Linked DNA regions of Mus musculus: region 2 is linked to region 1. A link is a loop called in an ENCODE intact Hi-C map of the cell type or tissue named here. Cell type or tissue: left cerebral cortex. All regions are shown on one strand. Each heading gives the region's core, and the rest is flanking DNA. Links, peaks and the distances in the headings are about the cores only.

Region 1 (8,004 bases), core at 2,007-7,006:
AACCTTCTAAACCTCATCTACCACTCAGAGTCCAAGCCTGAGTTGAGGCCTCAGTGTTTAGCTTCTAAACTGGTCTCTAGAGTTACTGGGCAGAAAGCAAAGGTTAGGGAAACCACGAAGAAGCACAGATCTCTAGACACAGGAACATAAGCACAGGCTCTAGGTTACTTAGCCTCCTGTTCTTTCAGAAGAATAAGAAGGCTTTCTACTTCTGAGATGCCTGTAGGGGAAGAAATGCCAATGAGCCATTCACCTCCTTCACTTTGGGGACATCTGGCTCACCAACAAATTCTCTGGGGCGGGGGGTGGGAACAGACGGAGTGGGACAGCAGCTTGACTCACATTGTAAAGGCTCTCCATTCACCATCCACTGCACGGTCGGCTTCGGGTTCCCATTGGCTCGGCATACCAGCCTCCCATCTTCCCCAGGAGCCAGGATCAGGTTCTTGGGCTCATCCAGCCAGTATGGAGCAGCTGAAAGACAAGGCAGGCAGAGGTAGATGGCACAGGCCAGGCACGAGAAGCCAGGTGGGCTCCTGTAGGAGGACAACCTCTCAAGTCCCAGCCCTGATCATTTACCCTCAGGAAGATGGCTCAACCCAGCCTGCAGGTGGCTGGTTAGCTGAGCCCACAGAGCAGAGTCTGCTTCTTAGAATTCTCCAAAGGGTGTTTAAAAGGCAGGGATGCTAGGGATCCAGACCTACTGCAGCCGAGTTGTCAAGGGACCATGCGGCTGAGGCTCTGAGAAGTCAGGGTCGTTGCTCTTGGTCACTTTGGGATTCTGTTGTTATAAGACTGGAAAGTGGCTGGTGAGATGGCTGAGCAGTTAAGATTACACTGACTGCTCTTCTGAAGGTCCTGAGTTCAAGTCCCAGCAACCACATGGTGGCTCACAACCATCTGTAATGAGACCTGACACCCTCTTCTAGAGTGTCTGAAGACAGCTACAGTAATAATAAATATAAATAAATCTTAAGAAAAGAAAGAAAAATCATCTATCTAAAAAAAAAAAAAAAGAAAAAGAAAAAGAAAAAGAAAAGGAAAAAGAAAGAGAAAAAGAAAAAGACTGGAAAGTCCTGAACTTTTTTCTTTTAGGCACTGAACTCTGTTTAGAGTCATTCTTGGTGGTTCACTCTTTGCCGTTATTTGGACAATTTTTTTGTGAACATGTGGATTTTTCTAAGAAAAGAAACTTCTAGATTAAAGGCTCCAAAATCTTGTTACTCACCAAAACAAATGAGAACACACTCATGTGTGTGTGTGTGTGTGTGTGTGTGTGTGTGTGTGTGTGTAGTGCTGAGGCCAAGGACATACGGTCAGCCAACTGTATGCTGAGAAGGTTGTACTCAGCCTCAGCCCTCAATCTCCCAGGCTGCATGTAGCCTGGGCTGAGTAATGACCCACACAGCCTGTCATCTAACGGGGGCCCACAGGGACAGGAGCTCTAGTGTCCAGACAGCTCAGGTGAGCTGTATCTGCTTTGAGGGGAGGAGAGTGGCTTAAAAATGATTTGGTCCATGGTGACTCCCACCCTGAAGCAGCAGCACAGTGCCATGCATAGGACACAGACAGCACAGGCTAAGACGACACAGCACAGATGGGAAATGAAAGAAAACGCTCTGGGACGGATCTCCCTGCAGAGAGAGCCCAGAGCTGGGCAAACACCACGATAAATTGCCTTCCCTCCGTCTCCGTGCCCACGAATGTGTGCAGTTGTACACCCAGGAGTGATACCACCATGGCAGCCCAGTGCTGTCATTAGCCAGGACACTGGAAGTTCCCCACTCCCTCTGTTTCCCAGCCATAGCAGGAGGGGCGTCATGACATTGGTGTTCGGGGCTGGCAACATAATCATAATGAGAAATACACACAACGTACCCTTTACTCTCACCGAGATCGTGTGCCGGATGCTGCCCATCTTGTTGGAGGCCAGGCAGAAATACTCCCCAGAGTCCTCTTCAGAGACATTGGTGATGCGCAGAGCCTTATTAAAGTTCTCGAACTTGGCCTTGTTAGATGGGAGGTCCCCACCTTTCTTGTACCATGCAATGTCTGGTGTTGGGCTAGTACAGGGATCAAGCAGAAAGCAAAGGGCCCATTACTGAACGTATTCTAAAGAGTTGGACATCCAGACATCCTAAAAGTGGCTTGGGCCCAGCAAGAAAGTATATACCCTCTAGAACCTGGGCTCTCCTATTTAGAGGAGACTGGCTGGCCACAGGGTCTCCACAGAAAGGCAGAGCTAAGATAGCATGTGATTCAATGCATCTGCAGCAAGCCCAGCCATTGACTTTTTCTCTTTTCCCAAAGCAAAGGTAACTATAGTGGGATGTCAACGATAGACATATAGTGTTCTACTCATGGGCCTGCTGGCTTTCCCTTTTCCTATATACTGGTCTGCCTCCAAAATGTGTGGATTGATGCCCACCCCGTCTTCAGGATCAGGACTAGAAGATGGTACGTACACGCCAGAGGCAATGCATTCCAGCAGCAGGTCCATGCCACGGAGAACCATCTGACTGCTCGATGTGCCCTGGGGATACATGAAGCTGGGCGTTCTTTCTGCAACTCCTCGGGCTGAAACAGGACAGAACAAACTTCTGTGAACCTCCAGTCCAGGTGTGCCAACACTATTGGGTTAGAAAGAAATGTCGTCACCACTCTGGGTCCTTCTAGCTCAAGCCACCCCAAGGATCTGATTTGTTTGGAAGCTTGGGGGTCCTCTGCTCCTCCAGCACATGTATGCAACCAGTTCCAGGTTCTGCTGAGAGAAGCCCAGAAGCCTTTCCCTTCCTCTTGGACAGGAAGGGACTATGGAGCATTGAGAGGTCCATCTCTGACATCTGTGTTCGGATGGAGGGGCCCCCAGGCCAGATCATCTCAGCATCCATCTATCCTCCCCAGACAGGGACATGGAGGAAAGAGAAGCCATAGGTTGGGGACACAGGACAAGCCACCTGCTCTCTGGGACTCTGATAAGGAGCTGGAATGAAGCAGCAAGGCCCCAGATAAACAGAATTATTAATGGCTTAGCAAAGACACAAAGAGAATGAACGAGGAGAGATGACTGGAAAACTGTCTGGGGCCAAGCCCACTCTGGCTCCTCACTCTTGACTGCATAAGAGATGGGGTGGGTGCAGGTGGAGCAAATGGCAGCCAGGATGGGGGAAGGTGTTCAACAGTTCAACTAGGCTGGAGCAGCCAGGAGATAGGCAGAAATCTTCCTTCCACACAGGTGTTAGAGGCTGGGTGGTGTACACTCCGACACTGTTCCCCATGGAGGGGGCCATGCCAATCAGGGTGCATCCACGGAGAGCATACCAAGCCTTACTTGTTTCCTATACTCTTTGTATAACTCCGTAGAAATGGGTAAAAGAAAAACAAAAACAAAAACAACAACAACAAAAAAAACTAATGTTCAACCAGAAGTCCCAAGTCAAACAGGAAACTGGAGGAGGAACACATGAAGCCTTAGACACATAAAGACTGAAAGACGAATATAAGCCTGAGACCCCATGGGCCGTAGGCTCAGCCAGACAAGTGGGAAGGAGGGGGCAGGCAGAGCTGCTAGGAGCTAGAAGTTCTGGGGGATGCCTGGAGTCGGAACAAGGGCATCCATCTGGGTTTAACTGCTGCTGGAGGGGTGAAGGCTGGCTGGTGGTCATCCAAGCTCAGTAACTCGTGCTTCTTACGGAAGCTGGCTGCCCCTGCAGGTATCAGGATGAATCAGAGAGGCTCCTGCCCTGAGGATGCCCAGCTTCTCTTCATTAGCCATCGAGAAACATCTCACAGAATTTATCTTTTATCTTTTGTCAGGGGAAGAAACGTTAAAACACACACTGAGGTATTTGGGCTCCTGGCACAACAGAATAGATAGCATATGACACGTGTTCAGGAAATATTTGTGGAGCTGACAAGTTAAAGGGGGAAGAAGAAACAAAAAAAGGAGGCAAGAGTTTACCCCGACGGTTTCATCTATCACGCCAGCATACACATATAGAACAGTGGCAACTGCAGGGTTAATCCATTAAGTGGTTAGTCGGTTACTGTCTATACCTGCAGACCTAGCAGCATTCTCTCAGTAACCAGGAAGCAGCAGCTTCCTCCCATCACACAGTCACAAAACAAACAAAAAGAACAAACAAACAAAAAAAAACCCAAACAAACGAACAAACAAACAAAAACACACAGTCATGGGCACCAAAAGGACAGAGAGATTCCAGGGTAGAAGGGTCATATCAAGTAGGTGAGTCTGTCCAGAGTTGTGAACCCTGTAATGACATGGAAAAGACTGCATCTCAGTCACCACACTCATTCCACACAAGAAAAGGCTACAGGGGCCCGTCTGAGAGCCTCTGGACACTTAGTTCACCCCACAGCCTGCAGCACATCATGGAAGCAGGAAGGATGGGGAACAGGAAGATTATTAGCCCAGAGCCCTGCTCTGGCCATCATGACGTCTAGCAGTGTGACCAGAGAAAAGCTACATTTAGCAGCAGCACACAGGATCGGGTGTGGGGTACCAATCCTCAGAAGTATCTTAGGGAGGAAGCAGCGACTGAAAAGCAAGCCTCGTTCAAAGGAAATGAAAGATTACCCTGCAAGCCAGAGGGAGCCACCACCGCCCTGTAAGTATTTAAGTAGGGCCGAGTGCTGTGACTGGTTGGTCTGCGGTGTCAGCGTGTTTAACCCTCACAATGAATGTTACCACTTGTGTGTTTTTAGCAAAGGAAACTGAGTTTCTATGAAGTTAACAGACTTTGCCCAAGCTCACAGGTTCAGATTTGGATTCTGAGCTGTGTTGCCATGGTTGCCGCTGAGTCTGAAGCTGGAAATGTTACTCTGTCCCCATTTCTCACAGGCAGTTTCCCAATGTTTCTAACAATTCCAATCAAAGAAACCCAAAATCCCAAGGCCAAGAGGTGAAGAAGGGCGTTTGGTCCTCTGTGAACTGCTCTGGTCTGTTTTGCTATTCTCAGCATCTAAGATCCCCGCTTTCCTTGGAGGCAAGGAATAAGCTCAGAGCCAAGAACCTGGGAGGGGCGGGAGGGGAATGAAGAGATCCAGAGCATTTCCGCTGGATTCTTAGGGACACGGGAATCTCCCACACGATGACTAGCGGCTTTACAGGGGAACGAGAAGGCTGGCGCTGAAGGGAGGTTTAGAAAAATGTCAGCTGTGCAGGAGGGAGTCATGAAAACTTAAGGTAGTGGATCTGGCTGGTGACCTTGGGAGCCTGTGTTCCCCAGGGAAGGTGCCTGGTTTCTTTCCTTGGGGGAAACACAGGAACCAGTAATTACAAAGATGAAGGTAACTATTGAATGAGGCTCTATGTGGTGAAAACTGTCTCTTTAGCTAGGACGGCTCTTTTCACTCTGGAGACAGGGATGCTCTGCCCATTTCCAGTTCAGGCTGGGTCTACCCTGATACAAAAAAACAACAAGAAAAAAAAAAAAAAAAAAAAAAAAAAAAAAACAAAAAAAAAAAAACCTAGGATGCAGACACCAAGCTCAAACCTGCATAAATTCAAGAAAATCTGCCAGAGGGTGGCTCTTGAAAGCTGTGGCACAGAGAAGACTCATGGATCCCCAGAGCCAGATGGTCAGTCAGGGGACATTAGGTCACGACCCCACTATAATCAAACTGTCTTCAAAGGGTCAAATGAGAAAGAGTTTCTGGCTGTCTTCTACCAAAAAAAAAAAAAAGAGTCAAAAGTGCTGACAGACTTAGCTGTTCCCTTTACTGAGTAGAACATGGCAGCAGAATATGGTTCAAGACCTCAGATGCATCTGGGGACCTTTGCCAAATGCAGCATTCTGTGGCAGCTAGATCCTACATCCAGCTCTCTCTGCTGCCTTCCGTTCTCAGAACTGAGAACCAGAGACACGTGAAACAGGCTTCCTGGCACCCCATCCCTCTTTCTGGCCCCTAAGTGGGGCAGGTGTGTGTGTGTGTGTGGTCTCTTGATCTAGAAACATTTGGTGTATCTTGCTATTAGGAAACTTCTGTAGAATTAATCTGAATTCTGCCTGCAATAGTTGCAGCCTCTCTCTCCTCACCCAATTCTTAGCAGAGCTGGAAAACCGGGCGGTTTTCCTTTCTCTGGTGCACGCTAATGTCTCTCCCTGTGGACTAGCTCTCCTCCTGTATGTGTGCCTGCCATTCTCTCCCCGGCTTATCTTCAAAGTCTCCGTGTCTCCCTTAATTTAGAAACAGATGGCCTACATACAATCCAGTCCACACACAACTTCCTCCTTTAAATCCAACATTGGGTTCTATATTAACATTGTCAATGTGTACTGCAGCTTAGCAGCTGTGGGTCACGATCCTCTTTAACCTTTACAACCATTTTTGAGGCTAGTAATCCACCTGTTTGGCAGATGAAGGAATTGAAGTTTTGAAGCATTAAATGGCTTGCCTAGTGTCACCTGGTGGCATGTCCTGGAGACTGGATTTGATTGGAGACAGTGTGGCTCCAGGTACACACTATAAAACACCTGCTTTCTGGATGGAATCAAACCCAGGTGCCTTTCTCTGCCAATCAGAGGGGAGGTATCTTCTGACCCATGTCCAGAGGATGTCAACTCTGTGCAGATCATTAGAACAGGGGGGCCCTTCTTCTAGAAAAGAGACATATCATACTTCGAGCCAAAGAGAGGTATGTACTGGACATTTGTCGCTGATGATGTTCCTTGGCTAGGAGCTCTGTGGACCCAGGAAGGAGTTCCTTACTTTCTTGGTTTTTCTTTCTTTCTAAAACCTTCAGCACGGTTGTCCTTTACAGCCTCCCCAGAGTTTCAGGCTATGCCAGCCCTGCCCTGGTGGGGACCGAGGACCAAGGTTCCATCTCTATGTGAGCTCTGTTGGTTTCACAGTTCTGAATGACTCTCACTCTCTTCTAAAAAATTCTGACCTCTGGAGAAAAGCTGGGTTTAGGCTGAAATCACTCAGCCATCTTCTGTGGATAAACAACTTTACCTTTCCCTGCCTTACACAAAGCAAAGAACTTGAGCCACATGATCTCTAAGGGTTCCAATGCGTTTTGGATTTCAGAGTACTCTCTACAATAGATATTTGGGGTTCAATTTAGAAAAGGGCACATTCCACAGCAGCGCCTTTGACACAGTGGTGGTTGGCACCATTACCTTGAAAACAAACAATCCCCAGAATCCAACAAAGGCTGCCTGCTTCCTTGGGCAGTAAGTCTCAGCGTGGTTCCTGCTGCTTGGTGCCAAGTTGGAACCTCTGTTTCCCCTGGCTCTCATTTCTCAGCCCATCCTCCACTCCAGACTCTGCTCATTGCTTATATTAGCAACCTCAGTAAAGACATTCCTACCTATCTGGGCTCCCAAAGATCCCCTTGGGAAACTGAACTCAGCTCAGAAGCATAATTGATAATGGGACCAGCTGCTTTGTCAAATCTAGCAAATGCTGAACCTAATGGCTGCTCAAGGAACATGAGGCATTCTTAAGCCACAGTGAGGGGAGACTCAGGTGTGCAAATAGCCAGTTCCCCCATTAATCAGACCTAGCAGACAGCTGTGGCTCGTTAGAACTATAACTCATTGTGATCGTGCCACGATTTGCAGATGTGGCTAGTGGCCACTGGGCTTATATGTGCTTCCAGAGGGGAGAAAAGGCACAGATGTCGGGGACATGGCTGGACAACTTCATTTATACTTACCCGGAGAGAGAACTTGGACCTGGAATCTGTATATCATTTTCTAGAGAAACCTCTTTTAAAAAAGATTATTTACTTTTATTTTATGCATATTTTGCCAGCATGTATGTCTGTGCACCATGTGCATGCCTGATTCCTACAGAGGCCAGAGGAGGGTGTTGGATTCCATGAAACTGGGTTACAAATGGGTCCAAGTCACCATATGAGTGCTAGAAATTAAGCCTGGGCCCTCTGCAAGAGCAGTCAGTGCTCCTAACTGCGGAACCATCTCTCCAGCTTTCAAAGAGATTTGGGACCAGCCTGTGACAAAGTACTCTCAGGAA
Region 2 (8,004 bases), core at 981-5,980, 100 kb after region 1:
GGTCTCTGTGGCCACCCCAAAAGTACCTAAAATTTGCTTGATTTTATTTTGTTGGTTTGTTTTGAGACAGGCGCTAACTGTGTAGCCCCGGTTATCCTGTAACTCACTGTCAGCTGGCTGACCTTACACTCGCTGGTACCTCCATGCCAGATCATTTCAATGAGGTGCGTCCAGGAGTGTGTCAAGAGCCACAGGGCGCCACACCAGTACTCCTGGGAGACCCAGGACCAGGCCCCACGTTCACCCATCTAAGGACTAAATTTCACTACAGAAATTTGAGCTTCAAGGGGGAGAAGGGCTACACTTGGGTCTGAGTCTCTGGCGGCTCCAACATTGGAGCCAACAGATCAGCCTCATCCCAGGGTCAAAGCCCCAGCTTCAGCAGACCCAAGATGGAGAAGTGGTCACTGCAGCTCTCTCCACCTTCTGTCTGAGGTCAGCACTATCAGATCTCAAGTTCTCTAATGCTCCCCCATCTCACACAGCCAATGTTCTAGTAGTTAGAAAGCTCTCTGCTAGCCCGGAGGGAAAGTTGCTCTCTGAGAAATGAGTTCCCAAAAAGCATGTCCAGTCTCATTCCCAACAACAGTTCAAGGCTGACAGTGTGTCCCTGTCCCTGTCCAAACAATTATCCCCCAGGGTTTCCAGTCCCCTCAGGACCTTAGAACCCAGAACGTCAGAGCCAGGAGTGTCCAGAGACCTCTCTCTGACGTTTCTCACCTTTTCATCTTTGAGTTACCCTGGAAACTGTGTATGTTTTGGTTTTGTCTGTTAAATACTTACTTTATTTGAGTATGTACATGCATCTCTGTATATGTTTGTGCACATGTGTGTGCGCACGCTCATGGAGGCCAGAGAGGGTCGTTTGGTGCTAGAGTCACGGGCATTTGTGAGTCTCTCTGCATGGGTGCTAAGACTCAAATCCATCTTTGTGACTGAGCAGCAATCACTCTTAACCACAGAGCCATCTTGCCAGCCCTGTTTGTTTTTGAGACAGGGTCTCACTATGTAACCCAGGCCAGACAAGGTCTCACTGGGTAGCCCAGGCTAATCATACGCTTACAATCTTCCTGCTTCACCTTCCTGAGAGTTGGCATTACAAGCTTAATGTGCCATTCTTAAATTTAAAAGTGTAAATATGTAGATAACTTTGATTATCTTATATTTAAAATGTTGTTTAAGATCAGTTTGGAAAAAAAATAGTTTGATTTTTTATTTTTATGAAGTATTATTTTAACATATTTATTAATAATTATTATACCTATAAAAGCAAATTTCAACTTTTCTTCCATTTAGGAAAAGCAAATGCTGTTTAATGTGTCTCAGGTTAACTAGATTTAAAAATAAAAAAAATTTTTTTAGATGTCTTATCACACCAGGCTCAAGGGTTGAACTACACTCTAATGGTTTTATCAGATATTAATAGATAAAAATAATCTAAAGTTTCTGTCATACCCACATCTGGAAACTCATATATTTGCAGCTGTGAATGTTTTCAGACATGTCTCTGAAACATGTACATCTCTAATAAAGATATTTACTTCCAAGAGATGAAAGTCCACTTTGGATGTAACTGTCACCTTTTAAAGTACTGGAAACAGCCTGATACTAATGTAATAACTACTGCCGAATGAGTACAGTGGTAACCACCGTGTTCAAACACATTTGGGAAAGGTGTGGTGTCAGGCCCCTCCTTAACTCTATGAAATCCCACACGGCAGGGGGCAGCAGGTAAGATGTCCCCAGGGATGTACGGGACAGGGACTGCTTGGTTCTGCACACCCCTTACACCCTGCATGCAGAGAGATTCCTCAGGTGAACAAGGAAAGAGACGGCTCGGGGGTTAAGAGCAGTCTTCTGGCTCTGAGCTCTCTCTTCTCAAGATGTCCCTTAAGAAAAGAATGGTCCCATTTCCCATGGGGGCAGCAGACAGTGTGGCCATATCACCAGGTCAGGCAGGAAAAGCGGACTGCCTGTCTGCCTAGGCGCCCTTGAGGCAGGAACACCTCTTTTCCCACAGAAAACCCTTGGTAAAGGTTTCCTGGATAAATAATTGAATGTGTGAACGAGTCTCAGGAAAGAATTCATTAGGGGCAGGATCCGGTTCCCAGCCCCAGACTCTTGCCTTGACTGTTCTTGCCCACACCCCTGAGTTGAGACAGTTTCAGTTTCAGGGAAGGAGGTTCGCACCTTCAGCCGCTGGCATTTCCGAGAGCAGAGGACCAGTGCATCACAGGGGCAGAGGACAGAGCTGGGAGTCAGGGGACCTGAGCTTGGTCCTGACTCTAGACATGCAGAGTTGGTGTCACCTGGGATCATTATCTGAATGCAGTCTCGTGCTGGGCTCCAACCCTTAAGAGACTGAGGTGGGCATATGTGTGCTCCAACAAGCCCCACAGGTGACCTGCATGCAAGCTAAAGCTGTGGGCCATAGCCCAGCCTGCTGAGGCATCTCTTGCACAGTTTTGACCGTGTCTGGGACAGTGAGAGGGAGATGTCCTGGACAATGAACGGTATCAGCAGTGACAAGACACATCAGTTCTCCCAGGTGCTGAGCACTCATGTTAGCACATCTTATAAAAGAATGGAATTGACCTGAGGAAGCCATTATCAGCATCAGAAACAACCAGAGAGTGGGCTGCATCACTGCACTTGGGATGCCTACCCTGTAAGCTTTGATCCAAAAGCAGCCCCCCCCCCCCAAATAAGCTACAGGCATGACATCAATACAGACATAGGTAAGCACTCACTTGACAGGGCCAGCGATATCCCTGCCGTCAGCCCCACACTCTAATCTCCACATGTCATATCTGACTTTTATATTTTGAACACTACTGGTCTGTGCAGTTTACTGTTGCTGTGACACATTGGAATAGTAGTGACAGTGCATACTGATTCTACAGTGCAGCTAGAAGCCAGAAGATGAAGGCCATGGAGGAGTCAAGTGCATTTGGGGCCCGGAGAGGATGGGCTGAGCATGCTCAGACTCTGGATTCCAGCATTGTAAAACAGAGCAAAGCAACACATGGCTAAGAACACTGGTGTGTAAGCCAGGCAGGCTGGGGCTGCTCCTGGCTTTGCTCAGTATCAGCAAGTCCCTTCCTTGTACTCACTTCCCCCCAGGTAAAACGAGGGACTTGATCCCAAAGTGTCCCCAAGCCTCCAGCGAGGCTGGTCTTCCTTCTGAGACTTAGCAGGAAGAAACAAATGTAGGGTAGACCCCTTGGCTGGGAAGATTCTTCTCAGGGGAATAAATATCAGAATCACTCTGATTGAGAAGATCTTAACTCAAGCCCCTGTTGCCATCTCCTAGCTGAGTGACACTAGGCAAAAGCCACTCAGGTCTCCACACTTCAGTTATGTGATGTGCCACTCAAGCAGGGCTGCTGACTGCATATCAAAGGTGGAGCGGGGTGAGACAGCATGTACCTTCAGCACACACATAGCACGTTGCCTTGTACAGGGGACGCTCTGAATGTCTGCAGCTGACCTTCTCCGGTCTCACCAATGCTAATGCTGCTGCTTCTGCTTTGACAAAATCCAGGGATGGAGAGGTTAAGGGCCTGGCCTCAGCATACCCCTGTCGCCAATCCTGGTGGTCAGACCAAGTAATTATGGTCAGTTTATACTGAGTTCTCTCGATCTAGAACTCACGCTACTGGAGATGAGTCTTATCTTTTTAGGAGGCTTAACGCCTGCTATTCTCTCTCTTCTACACACACATACACACACACACACACACACACAGAGAGAGAGAGAGGGGGAGAGAGAGAAAGAGGGAGAGAGAGAGAGAGAGAGAGAGAGAGAGAGAGAGAGAGAGAGAGAGGCCTTTTTACAAATACCACTGAAAATTCTATAGCAAAAGTTGAGCAAGTGCCAACTGCCCAGCTGTGGCTGAATATATGGCTCCCAGCAGCTTCCATAAAGGCAACAATGAACAAGCCAGCTAGCCAGTAGCCACACAGCCAGGAGCGAGGCAAGTAAACAATGGGCTCTTCCTAGGCTTGGCTACCAAGTCCCGTGGCTGCTGAGACCAGGCCCTGGGACCCTGCCAGCACTGGGAGAGTACAGTGCTGGTCACATGGTGTTCTGGGACTTAGTCACTGGAAGAAGTCTGTCATGGGGTGATTGGTCTCCATCCCCCATTTAGAAACACAGGTCTGCTTCACACTAGACAGACAGACAGACATCCACAGGCAAGATCTGGGCTTGCCTCACATACTGGATGCTCTACAGATGACCAATGCTCTGGGCTGTGTTTTGGTAGCAATTACACCATGGTTTAGTGTACCAAGTTGATATGGCCTAGGAATAAGATAGCTTTAGATCACAGAAAATGATGGGAAGTAGACTCCATACCCACGTCCTGAGACACACCTCACTTCTATTTCTGTTTCATTAACTGTCTTTCTTAGGTCATTTTCTCATCCATCCTTGACCTCTGTTTAAAATCAAAAGAACCATCCCGTCTTCCTCTCCATCCTTTGACCCTGTGAGCGTAGCCAGCATGAAGGAAATTAAGACTTTTGTGTCCTCGCTGGGATCGGAGTCAGAGCCCCCCACCTTTAAGGTTCCACTCCAAATGCCCCTCGGAGTCTTTCCAGACGCCACCGATCAAAATGTTCTCAGTGTCTGCTAAACTGCAGGAGTTCTTGGGTGGGAACCACTCATTTGCATTTATATTTCATTATCTTGCCTAGGGAGCCATCTGTACAGTAAGCGAAAGCCGGGAACGCTTCCTCAATGAGGGTACAAAGTTTTTAAAGTGAGAACTGCCTCTTTGTACCCCCTGTAATTCTCATGGTGCCTGGCACACAACTGAACACCTATCCCAGGCTCCAGGAAGTTTTGATTGCCGACCAAAGCCACCTGGTGCTCCTATAAGGCGGGACCTGAAGCTACTGACAGGAAGTATTGTGGGGAAACCTAACTTTCACTGTGTAAAAGGGTTCGTGGCCCTTAGGCACTTTTATCCTAACAACTCCACGAAGGGTAAGCAGCATTGGACTCCCAGGCTTACAGATGAAAGGAGAGAAGATTGAAGTCATTTGCTAAAGGTCACACAACTAATGACTAGAGCCCTGGGTGGGGACCAGGCAGTCTGACTCCGAGGACCCTGCTCCCACACTGCAGACACTCAAGCTTTTCCTCCTGTGAGACTGGAAAAACAAATCGGGAGAAGCAGAGAAACCACGGAGAGCCATGTCAGGCTGGGAAATGCACAGAGCAGTGTGGGCAAGGCAGCATCTGGAAGACAGCGCCAGTGTCCACACCCTGACTGAGAGCGTTTGCCGGGTTTGGGTTTGCAAGAGGAGAACACTGGGAACCGAGAAGGTATTCATCTCACACTCTCATTTTCTACAAGTGCGTGGGGATTCGTTATCTAAGTAACATTTTCAATAATAAAACCAATAATAAAAGAGCCACAGTCCTAGCAAGCAGAGTGTCTTCTCATCACTGAGGGGGTCACTGACCTTCTGGTCTGTCCCCAAATGCCAGCATCTGGAGACCCCAGATGATGCCAAACAATTGAGAAAGAGCGTTCTAGGGCATTCTAGAGCGTTCTAGAGCGTTCTAGGGCTTAGGAGTCCCAGGTCCAGCTTTTCTTAGTGTCATCTAAAAGCTTTCTCTTTCTATTCCAAGGATTCAGGAATACAAAAGAACCATGGGATATGGTCAGAGGTGATTGTCCCAGCTGGGATTCAGAATGAGGACAGCCCTGCCCCCAACCCTGACAGCCCCATAGCCGCCATCCAAACCTTCCCTGGAGGGCCCAGACACACAGCACTCAGAGCTGTGTGATGTGTCTCCTTTAAGCCCCAGTTCCTCCAGACCAATGGTGGGCACTTCCAGCATGCACATGTGTGCACCCCTAAATGTCAGGGCAGCACAACAACACACCGATGACCTTAAGGCTTGAGGACAGCCAGGTGGAAGAGGACATGGAGCAGCCCTGGATGTCGTCAGCCAAACTCATCCCCATCCCTGGATACAGTAGGTTCAATGCTGTGTCCCACAATACTCGGAGTAGGTGGTACAGGAGCCGTGCAGGAAACTGGTAGCCGATAAAGTCATTACCTAAACCTGACCTCCACCATCAAACTGCCCTTCATGGTCTTACATGGAATGAATCGTAGGTGACCAGACTATGGGTAACAGGGTACCCATTTGTACCCCAGGCTTACTGGGAAATCTACTTCTGCTATGGAAAGCTGGCCACATATAATCAGAGACAGAGAATGTTCTAAGAAACACAAGACTCTGGGGACACCACAGACGTGGCGCTTTAGCCAAAAAGCTACCGAAGCAGACACGCACAACCCTCTGTGCTGAAAAACCACACAAAACAACTCACAACCAAAACTTCCGCAAGTCCCAGATGTCGTCCTACAGATCCTGATACAGGGACCAATATCTCGGCACAGATTGCCACAGGATACCCAAGAGAAAAGCCAGCCAAATTAGAAGATAGCCAGAGAACAGATACAGCTCATCGCCCGTCAGTGAGGAACGTCAGAGCGTTTAAATTAGCCTGAGCGTGGCACTAACCTGATAAGGTCCCACGTTAGATAACTGTCCCGGGCATAAAGGTATAAATGAACCGGCACCTGGACTAGCTGGTGCCTCCCTCTACCAGACCATGCAAACTGGCCCTCCTGCCCTTGTGCTGACCAGCTTAACCAAGGTAACTTCTGCTAGGATGTGTTCTGTGACGTGGGCATCGGTGTGGCAGCTGAAGCGAGGAAGGTGGGCAACAGGAGAGCAGATATCATGGCCTCCTCTCAATACTAGAGACAGGCAACCTGATGGTTCTTACCCAGGGTGAGGCACTGGCAGCACATGGTGGAATAGCCTGATGGCATCACACGTGAAAGCGAGGCCCAGGAGACTGTCTCTCCTTCTCGCCTCTCCCATTCTCTTTTACTACCAGAATACAAAAGTGAATCTAGTAAGACAAAACACATCAGACAGGTTCAGTGGTTCTGTCAAGCGCACGGGTTCATGGGGCAGCTGGTGACCTTTTGAGAAGGTACCATGTCACAGATACTGAAAGGCCTGAGGACTGAGCACTGTCTTCATAGTATGCCACCAGCCTCGGACAATGCCCATGTGCAGACCCTTACACTCTCAAGAGAAGGCTGGACTTCCTGAGGTCCCCAGACTTCATCACTGGGACAAGGAAGGGACCAATAGGAAGGCCAGAGTCGACAACTCTTATGAAATATAATGCATCGAGGGGGTACCATGGCGGGCCCATGAGATGAGCTATGTTTACGGGATGTTCAAACGGGAAAGGCCCAGATCCATCCCAACTCTGGCACAGGTATGCAATGCCTCCTTCTAATGAGGATACAGTGTCTAATTCGAGGGTTGTCACTTAGTAAAATGACACGCTCATTTAAATGGGTCTCTGAAGTGGACACTGGTAGATCCATTCTTGATCTGAGAGAATTAAAGCCAGAGAGCATCAAATGGCTTGTCCTACACGTAAGCCTGGACTGTCAGGTCCCTGGTCAGTAGCTTTCCTGCCATTCTACACTGGAATCATCCCCACTCATTCACAGTTAGTAAACGTCACAGGACATTTACTAAGTTCCTAACCCTGAACACCACTGTGAGTTGCTGTTTCAAAGAGCTGGATTAGCCTTCTCTAAGCAACCAGACTCTGTGATCCCACATGACTGAGAGTACAGCATAGCAGCAAACACCAGAGCTATCAGTCCACATGGGCCGTGGCACTAAGTGAGAGAGCTTACGTATCATGTAACAGCTAAGCCAGGCTCTCGTGCTGACTGTGAACTCCTGTGGTCCAAGCACTAACCAGCAACAATGCTGCAGGATACAGTGCCCTGGGCTAAGGAAGAGAGAGGCAGATGCAAAAAGAAGAAGAAAACCAACCAGCAAAGTAAGTTGTATATTTCCCTATCCTTGAAGGCCCTGCATCCACGTCAGAGCATGGCTGGCCCAGCCTGCAGAGCCTGGAGTGATTAGGTGGGGTGGGTC

Evidence for each region. Peaks named below come from ENCODE experiments on the same cell type or tissue, not always from the same donor. Only the 100,000 strongest peaks of a DNase experiment are listed, where the experiment ranks them.
Region 2: it touches region 1 in a loop (3-fold over the local background); 2 of 42 quality-filtered maps call a loop at or near these places.

The regions. Positions count from the first base shown.
Region 1 is chr1:132,619,047-132,627,050 of GRCm38, forward strand. Nfasc (neurofascin) reads right to left here. Exons shown (of 30, transcript NM_182716.4): 9 at 2,466-2,577; 10 at 1,879-2,063; 11 at 343-474. Among named protein-coding and RNA genes, the nearest start is that of Gm46157, 46 kb to the right of the region's middle. In left cerebral cortex, for the core only: a CTCF peak has its summit at 4,603; DNase peaks (open chromatin) are centred at 4,771, 5,075, 5,620, 5,900 and 1 more place; H3K27ac peaks cover 3,185 bases.
Region 2 is chr1:132,723,761-132,731,764 of GRCm38, forward strand. The region is part of intron 1 of Nfasc (neurofascin); the gene reads right to left. Gm10538 (predicted gene 10538) reads left to right here and starts at 5,593. Exons shown (of 3, transcript NR_045892.1): 1 at 5,593-6,685; 2 at 7,840-7,906. In left cerebral cortex, for the core only: no CTCF peak of the experiment used is centred there; DNase peaks (open chromatin) are centred at 4,019 and 5,285; H3K27ac peaks cover 1,360 bases.